Linked DNA regions of Homo sapiens: region 2 is linked to region 1. Evidence: chromatin contacts called from ENCODE Hi-C or POLR2A ChIA-PET data. All regions are on one chromosome and are shown on one strand. The core of a region is the stretch at or near the end of the contact, and the rest is flanking DNA. Distances in the headings are between cores, read along the strand shown. Region 1 has its middle 45 kb from the start of LINC01094. Region 2 has its middle 27 kb from the start of BMP2K-DT.

The links. Hi-C counts contacts between places; a loop is a spot of excess contacts on that map. ChIA-PET counts read pairs that join two places held with the same protein, here RNA polymerase II (POLR2A). Pooled maps may share reads with other maps.
Region 2: a loop to region 1 is called in a map of heart right ventricle, with 1.8 times the contacts of the local background. The contact joins two enhancer-like sites. A Hi-C loop is called at or near these places in 5 of 168 maps with a recorded cell type or tissue (B cell, cardiac septum, heart left ventricle and 2 more), 3 of 37 single-sample maps with no recorded cell type and 4 of 50 pooled maps. POLR2A ChIA-PET finds 5 or more read pairs at or near these places in 5 of 52 experiments (AG04450, GM12878, OCI-LY7 and 2 more).

Annotation. Positions count from the first base shown.
Region 1 is chr4:78,688,004-78,694,870 of GRCh38, reverse strand. No RefSeq gene overlaps it. Among named protein-coding and RNA genes, the nearest start is that of LINC01094, 45 kb to the right of the region's middle. RefSeq lists cis regulatory regions at 2,354-3,032, 3,198-3,304. Within about 2 kb of position 2,735, at least 2 of the 41 ENCODE cell types and tissues checked have a DNase peak (open chromatin) inside an H3K27ac peak, as active enhancers do; they include B cell, where a contact is called at or near this core.
Region 2 is chr4:78,745,772-78,751,865 of GRCh38, reverse strand. No RefSeq gene overlaps it. Among named protein-coding and RNA genes, the nearest start is that of BMP2K-DT, 27 kb to the left of the region's middle. RefSeq lists enhancers at 1,246-1,295, 1,596-1,775. Within about 2 kb of position 1,750, at least 4 of the 41 ENCODE cell types and tissues checked have a DNase peak (open chromatin) inside an H3K27ac peak, as active enhancers do; they include B cell, where a contact is called at or near this core.

The DNA.
Region 1 (6,867 bases), core at 1,486-3,985:
CCTGTTTATCCCAATTCATCTTTCTAACAACCCCATATGTAATTGTTTCTCAGGGCTATTCACTTGGGTCACTTAGGGCTTTAGATCAATTGTACAAGAATGTCTAAAGCTAGGACTTTCACTCCTTATATTAAAACTGATTATCTCACAGTCTGCTGTTCACTTAAATGCTGTGCTAAAACTATGGATGAGAATACTAACCTGTTTGTCATGCAAGCCTTAAAACCCCAATAAGGCACCCATGAATACATATAGACAGCGGTAAAGTGGCTTCATTCCTCCTACCCTGAGGCCAAGCCCTATTCCAACTTTGCCCTCTGTCAACATAAAAAAGTTAGAGCGGTCATCAGACTTTTTCCATCTTCATAGATCACACCTTAAAAATAAGATATGGTGAAATGCAAAGGAAGGATTGAAACTGCCTTTGTAAAAATTGTCAACAGTGAGAAAATTATGACAGTTAAAGGGACCTGACCTAACCAACTCCATCTTACCTTTAACCTCCAAACTGCCCTTGGTCATTCCTGGGCATGGGCCAAGCTAACTTTGGGAGAAATTTAGATTATAGTTTAACCTTAAATCAAGGATGATAATGGCCCTTCCCAAAACTAAACCACCTTTAGAAAACTAATAAAAGTCTGCAAGTTTAGGATTATGAGAGGAACATGAATTCTACTAAGATGTAAGCATAGTTAAAAAATAACCGTTCATTGTTCTGGAATCACAAGATTTATAACTTCCCCAATTACTCCTGTAAATAACATCACTATTAAAAAACCCAAGATTGGCCTTTTTTATCACTTGAGCCCAGAAGGTCAAGGCTGCAGTGAGCCAAGATTGCACCATTGCACTCCAGCATGAGTAACAGTGTGAGACTCTGTCTCAAGAGAGGGGGAAAAAAAAAAAAAAGGCTTTTAAAGTGTCTTTTTAGACTTTTACATTGCTGTGGCCTGAACGACTCTGCTTTGACCTAGGATCTTGACTCAACTGGCCTTGTGACCCCCACATAGAAGAGTACTCAGCACACAAGGGCTGTTTTCCACTCCCCTATGATTGCATACTCAATCACTCAGCAGCATCCATTCCCTAACCCTCTGCCTGCTAACCTATCCTTTAAAAAACCCTAGCCTCTGAATTTTCAGGGAGGTTGATTCGAGTAATAATAAAACTGCTATTTAGCCCACTCTTCATATATTCAACTCTTTCTCTGTTGCAATCTCCCTGTCTTGATAAATCGTCTCTATCTGAGCAGCAGGCAAAATAAGCCCCTGGGGTGGTTACATTCACTAGAACTTAAATTTTGTGAGACCAGGAATTTTCATCTGTTTTGGTCCCTGCTATATCCCATATGTATGGAACAGTGTCTGGCACATGGTAGGTTCTCCATATATATTTTTGAATGAATGAATGACTAGACAGGATCTATGGCATGATGGTTAAGATACAGTCTCTGGTGTTACGCTAACTGCGATCAAATCCAAACTCTGTTCCTAGTAGTGTTAGCCTGTGTGGATACTTAACTTCCCTGTACTCATGTACTAGTTTTCTCATAGTTAAAGTGGCATTGATAATAACAGATCTTATTTCATAAGGATGTCATTAGCATGTGCTTAGAAACATGCCTATTATGTTGACTATTGTTTCATCTATCTATTGCTGTATAACAAACTATTCCAAAACATCTTGACTTAAATCAACATCTTATTTACTTGCTCATGATTCTTCCATTTGGGCAGGGCTCAGCAGGGAAAACTTGTCCCTGCTCTCTGTGATGACTGTGCATGCTGAAACATCCATGAGAGCTTCTTGGCTCATGTCTGTCACTTCAGCAAAGGCGGCTCAAATGGTTGGAGACAGGCCGGAAGAGCTTGCCTGGAATGGTACATCTGGCACCTTAGTTCTTTCCGTCAGCTGTGTTCTCAGCACTCCTCCATGTACCCAGCCTTAAGACTGCTTCCTTTCCACGTGTCCTCTCATGTGGTGTCTCCATGCAACCCTGAGCTGGCATGTAAAAAGTCTGGCTACCCTCCTTTAAGGAGTGCAAAAGTGGAAGCTTCTAGGCTTTTGAAAGCTCAGTCCTTTTAAAGGCATAAGGTCTTAAAGCTTAGGCTGCATTCTATTGGCTTTTCAACCTTGACACTATTGACATTTTTGGCAAGGTATTTTTTTGTTGTTGTGGGGGACTGTACTGTGTATTGTAGAATGTTTAGTAGCATCCCTGGCCACTACCCACTAGTACAGTAGGAATGCTAGTAGCATCCTTTCTCCACATTCCCCATTTGGGTCAAATAAAAGTGTTTCTAAACACTGCCAAATATCCCCTGGAGAACAAAATCTCTGTGAGAACCACTGGGTTAAAGTAAGTCACAGGTTCAGACCAGATTCCAGGGAGAGGATTGTCAAGGATATGAATACCAGAAAAAATGGTTCATTGAGGGCTGTCAGTGTAACAGAGTATTATTGTCTCTGAATCTTGCATCTCCAAGGAATTCATGTTCCTGAATTCTGCTCATATGTTGAGCCGTCTTTCCTTCTTCCTAATGGGCTTCTCATCCTAGTTGCTTATCTGAGTGTCCCTGCTTGTCACTAGCAGTGCTCTGCAGTTTCCAGCAGTTTGCATATCTGTGTGCTGCTCTTGGCTTCCTCTCTTGCACGACTCTAGAGATAGTCTGACATCAGACTTGCCTCTAGGGTGATTCTTTCCTCTCCCTCCCATCCCCTGTGGTTCAGTGAGTTATCTCTAGTGCTCATGTCGTAGCACATGACCAGGTTCTGGGGACAGATAAGGCTAATCTTGCAGCCTCCTAATATGTCATACTCTGTCATATCCACACGTATACTCAATTGCTCTCTCCCTAAGAGGTACTTGCTTTGCCACCCCTCCCTTCCCACTCCCAATTAACTCTTTTATTTTCTTCAAGATTCAGTTCCAGGCCTGCTTCTTCTAGGAAACCTTCCTGGAAAGCCCATTCTCTAGTCCTATTTAGCAGTTTATTGAGGGCAGAGGACATTTCATATTCATCTTCAAGTTTCCAATACAGTGTCTCTTGCATGGAAGGTATTTCTTAGATCAATACAAGAATGATTTAAAATGCAAAACAAAAAGTTTAAAATTTGAGGAGAGACTGAGAATGTGTAGAAGTGAGTCATATCATTCTCTTGGGGAGAGACTTCTGGGCAGGAGGAACAGCCAGTGCTTGGTCCCTGAGTGTGGAGTTCGCTGAGCGGGGAGTGGCTGTGATGTTTAAGAAAGACCAAAGGGACCAGCTTGGCTGGGGGAGTGAAGGAGGAGAGAGGAAGCCAGAGATGGGATCAGACAGGTAACAGAACAAAGCATCTGGCTGTGTAGGTCAAGGTAAGGGCTCTGGATTTGACTCTGAATGAGATGAGAAGCCTGGTGGAAGTTTTGTGCAGAACAGTGGCTTACACTGAACTGTATTCTTGGAGGATTGTTGTGGTTTCTGTGTTGGAAATAGAATATGACAGGGCCAGGGAGGAAGCAGCAAGACCAGTCAGAAAGCTATAGCAGTAATCTGGTGAGAGATGATAATTGCCTTTCCTGGTGGATTTGATGTGGAATATCGGAACAAGAAAGGTATCAGGGATGACCCCATGGCTTCAGCTCCGAGCAGGAAGAAGGGTGAAACATTTTCTGACAGAAAAGTCTACTTAGGGGAGGAAATGAAAAGTTTAGTATTTACATGTTAAGTGTGAGATGCTTACTGTACATTCCGTTTGTTGCACAGTAGACAGTTGGCAATAAAAGTGTGAAGTGCAGAGAGGCATATAAATTAAAGATACATAAATATGGATGTTCTTAGTTCTATTACTTAAGCTAAGATTGACTTCTGTGATTCAAACAATAACAACAAAATACAATGGTTTATTACAATAGGAGTTTATTTCTCATAATTCCATAGCCTAGGAAAATTCCAGATCATTGGCAAATTGTGACAAGACCTATTTCTGTGGAGAGTTGGGAATAAAAACCTGATTGAAGTCGTTCAACAAAGAATGAGAAAAGGGGAATTGGAAGTGGAGACTGTGTATAGACAATTCATTCAAGGAGTTTTGTTATAAAGGGGAGCCAAGAATTGGGGTGGTAGGTTGAAGGAGATGTAGGCTTGGGACATTTTGTTGTTGTTTTAATTTTTGTATTATTATTATTTTTTACCTGTGTCTAGAAACAAGTTCAGATGTTTTTAATTTTTAAGGCTTTTTTTTTTTTTTGGTCAGGCTCTGTAGCTCACTCTAGAGTACAGTGGCATGATCTCAGCTCACTGCAACCTCTGCCTCCCAGGTTCAAGCCATCCCCCGACCTCAGCCTCCTGAGTAGCTGGGACTATAGGCATGAGCCACCATGGCTGGCTATTTTTTTTGTTGAGACAGGGTCTCACTTTGTTGCCTAGGCTGGTCTCAAACTCCTGAGCTCAAGAGATCTGCCCACCTCAGCCTCCCAAAGTGAGGGATTACAGGCTGGGATTATAGGGATCCCAAAGCTGGGATTACAGGTGTGAGCCAACATACCAGGTCTCTTAAAGCATTTTTTAGTAGGAAAAATTATAGCGTGTTTATATGCTAATGGAAGTGGTTCAGTAGAAGGAAAAAGATTGATGATGCAGGAAAGAGGGAGGAGAATTTCAAGAGCCCAGTAGTTGAATAAGTAGAGAAAATGCCAACCAGAATGAAGACTTGGCTTTAGATAGGAGCAAGGATGATTCATCAATAAAAACAACAAGTGGCCGGGCACGGTGGCTCACGACTGTAATCCCAGGGAGGCAGAGGTGCGTGGATCGCCTGAGGTCAGGAGTTCAAGAGCAGTCTGGCCAACATGGTGAAACCCTGTCTCTACTAAAAATACAAAAATTAGGTGGGCGTGTTGGCAGGTGCCTGTAATCCCAGCTACTCAGGAGGCTGAGGCAGGAGAATCACTTGAACCTGGGAGGCGGAGGTTGCAGTGAGCCGAGATCGTGCCATTGCACTCCAGCAACAAGAGTGAGGCTCCATCTCAAACAAACAAACAAATGAACAAACAAACAAGCTAGCCTGAGCATATGGGCACAGAGGCAGGTAGGGGGATCAACAGGTCTGGTTTGTCTAGGACTGAGGGGTTTCTGGAATCACGGAACTTTCAGTGCCAAAACCAGGACAGCCCTTCATGAACTAGAATGGTTGGTCACCCTAGAAGTAAGAGAATTCATAGGGGGAGTTTATAGAAGTTATCTTTGGTTTGCTTTGAGCATCGCTAAACGAGAAAGGGCAAGACTTCCTCAGTGGCTTCAACTCATTAATAAAATGAGATTATAACCCATCTATGTAACCTAAAACCCAGTGTTATGCTGTGTGAGGAATATTACAATGAATAAGTTGTAGGTCCTGTTCTAGAGGAGTTTAAGCTAGTGTATGAGAAAAAAGAACATGACTACATGTAAGGCAAGCCAATCTGAGATGTCTGTAATGAGTTTATTCACTGTAACTTCTCTGAGTCATGTTCCATGTTCTTCAGGAACCTATTATCTGCTAGAGTAGATAGTACTCAGTAAAAATAATAGGAAACATTTCCTGAGATTTTACTGATTTCCAGCAGCTGTACATCCATTATCTCTTTTCATCTCCATAACAGCTTATTAGATAGGTCCAGCTATTATCACCTTCATTTTACAACAGAGAAAAAAATGCATACTGATTAAGCAATTTGCTCCAGGTCACACAGCAAGTGATGGAAGGTCTTGAACCCTGCTTGACTCTGCAGCCCAAGCTTTTAAACACAACATTACACTGCTTTCTAGAAATTATTATAATGCATGGGAATAAACTATGATTAGCACAGACAAATGTCCTAAAAATTTAGAAGAAGGCAAGGTAATTTTTGTTTGAGAAGAAGTCGTCATGAATGGAACTTGAAGAAGGTTAGTATTTCATTAGGCAGAGGTGAGGGGAGGACAGGCCAGGCAAAGTAACCTCAATAAGCACAAAAGTTCTTTTTTACCACCTCCAATTCTCATGGAGTCCCCAGCTCTGTGATCTGCTTGGTTTTCCTTCCTCTGCCTCCAAGAAGGATGTTTGAATTTTCAGAAGGTGGAATCACAGCATGAAATGATGCCTTTGACTTTCTTACATGCCTAGCTTACCTTTAGAGTTCTAGAATAGAGAACTCTGTTCGTCTTCAGGAGAATTAACACATGAGTGAATAAACGGATGAATGAATTCATTGCTTAAATACATTTTTTAAAAGTATGACACATACAGAAAAGTATGTGGACAATAAGTATCTTCATTAAGTGAACATCTGTATGACTGGCATTCAGATTACAAAACAGAGCATTACCAATACCTCGGGAGCCCTCGTTATGCTGCTTTCTAATTATTACCCCTCATTCCTTGCCAGGGATAATGACTCTCCTGACTCCTAAAATAAAACATTCACTTTCCCTGTTTTTAAACTCCGTACAAATAGAATTCTACATTTTGTTGTTTTTCGTATTTGGCTTTTTTTACTCATTATAATATTTGTGAGATTCATCCATATTATTGGATATAGCAGTAGGTTTTTCATTCTCATCACTGAATGGTATTTCACATCATGAATAGTCCAGAAAATCCCACTGTTTATTAAAGAATTCTACTCTCTATTTGTGTTGGAATAATGTCTAGTTTTTGGCTAACAATAGTTCTATCATGAACACTCTGAACTTGCCTTTTGGAAACATACTCTTTTCTTTTGAGCATAAACCTCCATGTACGTTTAGACGGATGACAGATTTTTTCTAGTGCTTTCATATTCTAGCACCTTGCTGGGCTTCCAGTACTATCCATCATGTACAGGAAAGGTTACAGGGTTAAAGTGGCCACTTATCAGTGCTCTTG
Region 2 (6,094 bases), core at 501-3,000, 58 kb before region 1:
AACACAGACTTTTAAAAAAATTCAACCTTCATCTACTATCATAATCATCTTATAACAGAAGTGACAAGATACCATCCAAAAAGAAGGACATTATCTCAGAATTTATAATTTTATAATTTTAAATGTATAGTTTTAATTAGAAATTTTACTACATTTTCCCTGTTGCTCCTATTTCACCAAAAATTAATGAATACCTTTGTCTAATCTGCAAGCCTGTGTTTGAAAACCACTGTTATGAGCTTTCCAGTTTTCTTTTTTTCTTCAAAATTTACCTATCATGGTCTCATTCCCTCAAAGCTCTGTCCTTTTCTAACATTACAGCTATAGTGTTAACCATCACTGTCTGTAGTGAATATTAATGGCTTAACGTATTCATCTTTTCAAGAACATGTTTATATTCTAATATGGGGGCTTTATCCAAATAAGTGATAGTAGTGGTGGAAATTTCAGACTAGTTGGCAAGTCTAGGGGAAAACAAATATGATGCAGGTACCCTTTTCAGCATCCTGAATGTCTACCTGCTTTATACATGTATATGGCTGACTCTGTACCCTACCTTTCTTAGCTTTAGGATATTAAGGCCTGTCATAGATAGGCTAGGACTTTGAATGGTTTCCTCAGCAGCACCTGTGAAATACACTTAGTGTTAGGTAACATTAAGTGAAATCAGGGTACAAAGGTTTTTTTGTTTCGTTTTGTTCTGTTTTTTGAGACGGAGTCTCGCTCTGTCACCAGGCTAGAGGGCAGTGGCCCAATCTCCGCTCACTGCAACCTCTGCCTCCCAGGTTCAAGCGATTCTCCTGCCTCAGCCTCCCCAGTAGCTGGGACTACAGGTACATGCCACCACACCCAGCTAATTTTTTTATTTTTAGTAGAGACGGGGTTTCACCATGTTGGTCAGGATGGTCTCTATCCCTTGACCTCAAGATCCGCCCGCCTCGGCCTCCCAAAGTACTGGGATTACAGGCATGAGCCACCGCACCTGGCCCCAAAGGTTTTCTTGCTTAAGTTTATGCCACTTCTCCTGATTAAAGCCTACAGTATCAAGTAAAGACACATCCCCTCCTCAGTAGATCTTTGACCTGTCGTGACTCTAATGGAAAAAGAACATATTTTTAAGTAGGTTTTTTCTAAGGATTAACACAAAAGAGGCACATTATGCCCCAAAGGCTGGCCTACAGATTGCTGGTCACCCTACATAGTAAACAATGGGCTGCTCTGGGGACAATGACAGCAGTACTGACACAACAAGACTGGACTCCATTTCAGATCTACCAAGGGTAGGTGGACAAGATATAAGGAAGATACAGGTCTGCAGTCAGAAGACCTTGATTCAAACCTGAAGTTAACAGTTATCAGCTGTGGAAAGTAGTCAAGGTCTCTAAACTTCAGTTTCCTGAAAATGGGGTTAAGAATAGTACAAATATCATAATTAGTACAAGGATTAAACAAGTTAACTCATGTGAAACGTTTTAGTACAGTACCTGCTCATGGTAAGCACTCAATATTAGCTTTGTTATTATTATGTGCACTGTGACAGGATGTGCCCACTTTGCTGGTAGCTTCATTAACCACTTATATTAAGTGTGTTTGCTGTTTTAGTCAGAACATACTCTGAAATCACAAAATATGCAAACTCAGATCTAGATCTGGGCAAATGTGAGGCATATCTTGGAGTTCCCCTTTTAGTAGGTTCCACAGAAATATCCCAGCCTTTACTAAACTTTATTTTACTTCCTCAAATTATCTCTCACTTCTCTTTTGGGGCAATGCCTGTCCTGTCTCATTACAATTGTCTCTAAGGGAAAACTTTGTTGTTGTTGGCTTGTTCTCTTGTGTTTTTTGTTTGGGATATCGTGATTGATAGTACATTCTTAACCATGAGCAAATATTATTGGGTTGCCTAGTGAATAAAACATCTCAATTCACATTGTTTCTAAAAGAAAGATGTTCAATGAGTTTGTCTTGAGGTTGTCAGATTTCATAATTATAGTCAACTTTCAATTATCCACATAAATAAAAAGGGCGTCAGTACAGATAACAGAAAATTACAGGCTCTGAAATTGTGGTTAGCTATCCAGCAGAGTTGAGCCCAGCTTCTATATATAACCAACAGCAATGCCAAGTGGGTTAAAGGAATTTAGTCCCTCTGTAATCTCCTTCAAACTCTATTCTTTGATATGGATACTTGACATTTTCTCAATCTTATGTAAAGTGCTAAGAAATTATAGCTTTAAGTCCTTTCTTCCAGTGAGATTGTGGCTCCTGCATTTCTATAAAATACAGTTCCAGAGTTGGCTCTGTCATAGGTCTGGGACTGTCTCAGGCAATGTGTCAACCACAAGGCCAAACCATGATGCATATGATTAATTTCCGATTCACAAAACCCAGAGACTGATACCTGTACATATGGCTTACTTCATCTCCCTAGAGCCAGCTTTAATACCTAAATAGGTGGTGGTGGTGGGGGAAGGGTGGTGAGTGGCAACCCCGAGGCAACCTATTTCAACAGTAGAGCACTAAGATTGAGATTGTTAGATGTGTATTTTCATATAGTTTCCTCTAGCTTTCACTACTGATTTGATCCCTTGGGGTCATATAGCGCAAATGTTTTCTTCTTTGAATATTTGGAAAAAGCCGTTATATTCTATCTGGACTTGCCACTGAGAACTATACGACTTTGGCTAAATTCCTTCATCCTTCTGATTTTTTTTTTTTTAATTCTAGAAAAGGAGGACATTTGACTAGGTGATCTATATTAGATTCTTTAATTTTAATACTATATTATATAATTCTATGAAAGATCTCTTTTGATGATAGTCATAAAAATGGTTTATTAATGATACACAATACAATGTACTTCCTATACATAATATCAGATTCAGTGCTCATAATATTACTATGGGGAAATTATTATTTTCAATTATGAGTGAGGAAACAAAAAGTCAAAGAGATTAAGTAAACCCTGTCCTGAGTTTCCGATTCTAGCCCTCTGCTCCAAGATAGGTTCTACCTCCATGTAATATTTTCTTGAGAAACTGATTTTAAAATCCCTGGAATTGGTTGCCCAAATGTAAGATGTGTTTAAAAACAAAACCAAGTTGATCTTCAATTCAGCAGGTAATACAGCACACCTGGTGGTCATTGCCACAAGATGATGAGAAGCCTCAGGGAAAACCAGGCCTAGACTCATCTGAGCAGTATAAAGGTTGCAAAGTTTATCAGAAATTGGCGCCTGTTTCATAAGCATGTGAGCCTCTCATCAGGACCTTAAATAAACTAAAGACATTATTGTACAAAGATAATCATTCCTCCAGCATTCAGTCACTAGGGCCTGCTGAATGCTAGGCATTGATTAATCACTCTTACCCACAATTTCTGATTTATTTCTCATAAAAATTCTGTGGGGTAATAGTTCGTGCATGTATTATCCTCATTTTATCTAAGATGATCTTGAGATTAATAGAATAACTTACCCAGGCAGTAAGTGGCAGATCAGGATTATAACCAAGTCCTTTGGGCTCCCAGTTCCAGACTCTTTCTATTCTGCCAGTATTTCCCAAAGTGTGTTTTAGTCTACACTCATCCCACAAAATGTCTTTCCAAAAATGATGCCACAGTCAACAATGTTTGATTCTGCACATTGTGGGGTCCCTTAGAGATTCATAGAGTTTAGCACATTCAAGATTCCCAGAAAATTTCAGAAAGGAAACATGTTTAACATTTTTCTTTCTAAATTTTTCTGAACTTATTTGCAAAGGCATCTTTTAATCCAATTAACACATATTTAATATTCTGAGGAATGGTATCCTGCAGAACTCTTTGAGAAATCCTGCATCATGCCAGGCTACATTAAAAAGAAATTTTTATAAGAAAGGATTGTCACCATAAACTGTTATTTTGCTTCATGTTAAAAAAATAATTTTCCCATGAGTTAACTAGTGTATCTCATGAGATCATAAGCCAGATGTTCATAGAATTCAACAGACTTCCTGGCCCTGACCTGAGAAAATAAAATGTTGCCATAGAATTACATACATGAGAATACCAGATGGGAATACGAAGAAAGTATATAAACAAGTATTATCCATTCTCACGATACTCAGCCTACATTCTAAAGAAGTTTGTATATGCATGGAAGTTACAATTTATCCTCCCCCCAAATTCTTGCTATTTGACATGCCTTACATTTTTATTCTAATGTGAATGATTGCAAGAAAAGGTCTTTTGCAATATTATGGATAATTTTGTGATTGCTTGAAGCTATTAGCAATGCCTGGTATGCTTTAAAACTAAGGGTGGAAATCATCGAACAAGGCAAATTAAGTTGGGTTTGGTTATGAAGATTAATTGCTTAATTCAGCTGTCTAGTTCATTGCATACTTTTAAGATCTGCCTGCCAGTTCACCCTGGTTCTGTGACAGCCTTTACATTTTTTTTTTAAAAGTAACTTTTTAATTGGCAATTATGAGTCAACAAGAATCTTTGAAATGTCTTGATGAAGTTTAAAAAGTGAAATATCATGACTTTCAGATGACTACGCATAGAGTGGCAAAAGCTGGGGATTTATATTTTATTGAAAGTAAACAAAAAACAAAAGGGAGAAACACAAAGTAATTATTTGCTGTAAAATGCATGTAAATGCCTCCTGCTGTTCATCATTCATGTATGCTGTTCAAGTTACCTATATCTGTGTTACAAATTATGGCAAAATGTAGTGGACTAAAAAAAAACCCTTTTATTATATCTCACAGTTTTGTAAGTCAGGCATTTGGGCAGGGTTTAGCTGGATGATTCTTCTGCTCAACATGTTGATAACTGAGCTGGTCTAGATGGTTCAAGATGGATTCACCTACATGCCTGGTGCCTTGACAGGATGACTGGAAGGCTGGGCTCAGTGGGGCCCCTCTCCTACTCCATGTAGTTCTCTCTAGCAAGATAGTTGGACTTCTTACTGGGTAGCTCAAGGTTCCAAGAGAAATTGTTACACGACACAGGAAATAAAAATAGCTGGGCTCTTAAGGCCTGGGCCTAGAAATTAGCACAGGGTCACTTCCAGTGTATTCTGTAAGTCAGAGAATTTGAGAGGGAACAGCCCAACTCTCATGGCAGTATCAAAGAATTTGTGGCCATTATTAATCTGCCATATAGGCCAAAATTCTTTGGCAGAAAGGCTTGTGTAATGCAGGAAAAGAATGCAAAAGCTATTCTGAACTTTTAAACAGGTTTACCTTCTGATAACATACATTGTTTTATCCATAAAGCCAAAGCGATACTACAGAAATGTATACAATACACAATATGATACATCTGCAGGAAATTGCTCCATGTCCATATCTATGTTGGTGCTGACTTTCCATTTGAACATTTCTCTCATCACCTTATGCCTCTTGCGAGTACTTTCTAGCACTTACATCCCATCTTTGCTATTTTGCACATACTAGCCATGATAGCTAATGTTTTTTAAAAATCTCCAAAATAAGCAATAAGGTACAACAAATCTGCCAAAACTAATAACACAATGATCAAGATGAGAATGGCTGCTGCTATTCAATGTCTGTTGCTAGTTAGCAGAGTTGTGCCTTTGCACTGAGGTCAAGTTGGGCTTTATTTTTCCACAGCACGTAATCTTTGTTCTAAGATTTGTAAGTTTTAAAGAACTATAGCAGAGTTTTGGTATTTTTACTTGGGTGAAGCAAAAGGAGCTTCTTCTTTTTCTTTTTTTCTTTTTCTTTTGTTTTTTTTTTTAGACCAGGTCTCACTCTTATCACCCAGACTGGAGTGTAGGGGTGCAATCACGGCTCACTGTAGCCTCAATGTCCCAGGCTCAAGCAATCCTCTCACCTCAGCCACCCAAGTAGCTGAACTGGGACCCCAGGTGCTTACCATTACACCCGACTAATTTTTTATATTTTATATTTTGTATTTTGTAGAGATAAGATCTTGCCATGTTGACCAGGCTGGTCTTGAATTCCTGGGCTCAAGCAATCCTCCTACCCCGGTCTCCCAAAGAGCTGGAATTAGTGGCATGATTTTTTTAAATTTCAATCTTTTTTTCTTGACTCAGACTAGCCCCAAAGTATTTAGCCCCTGG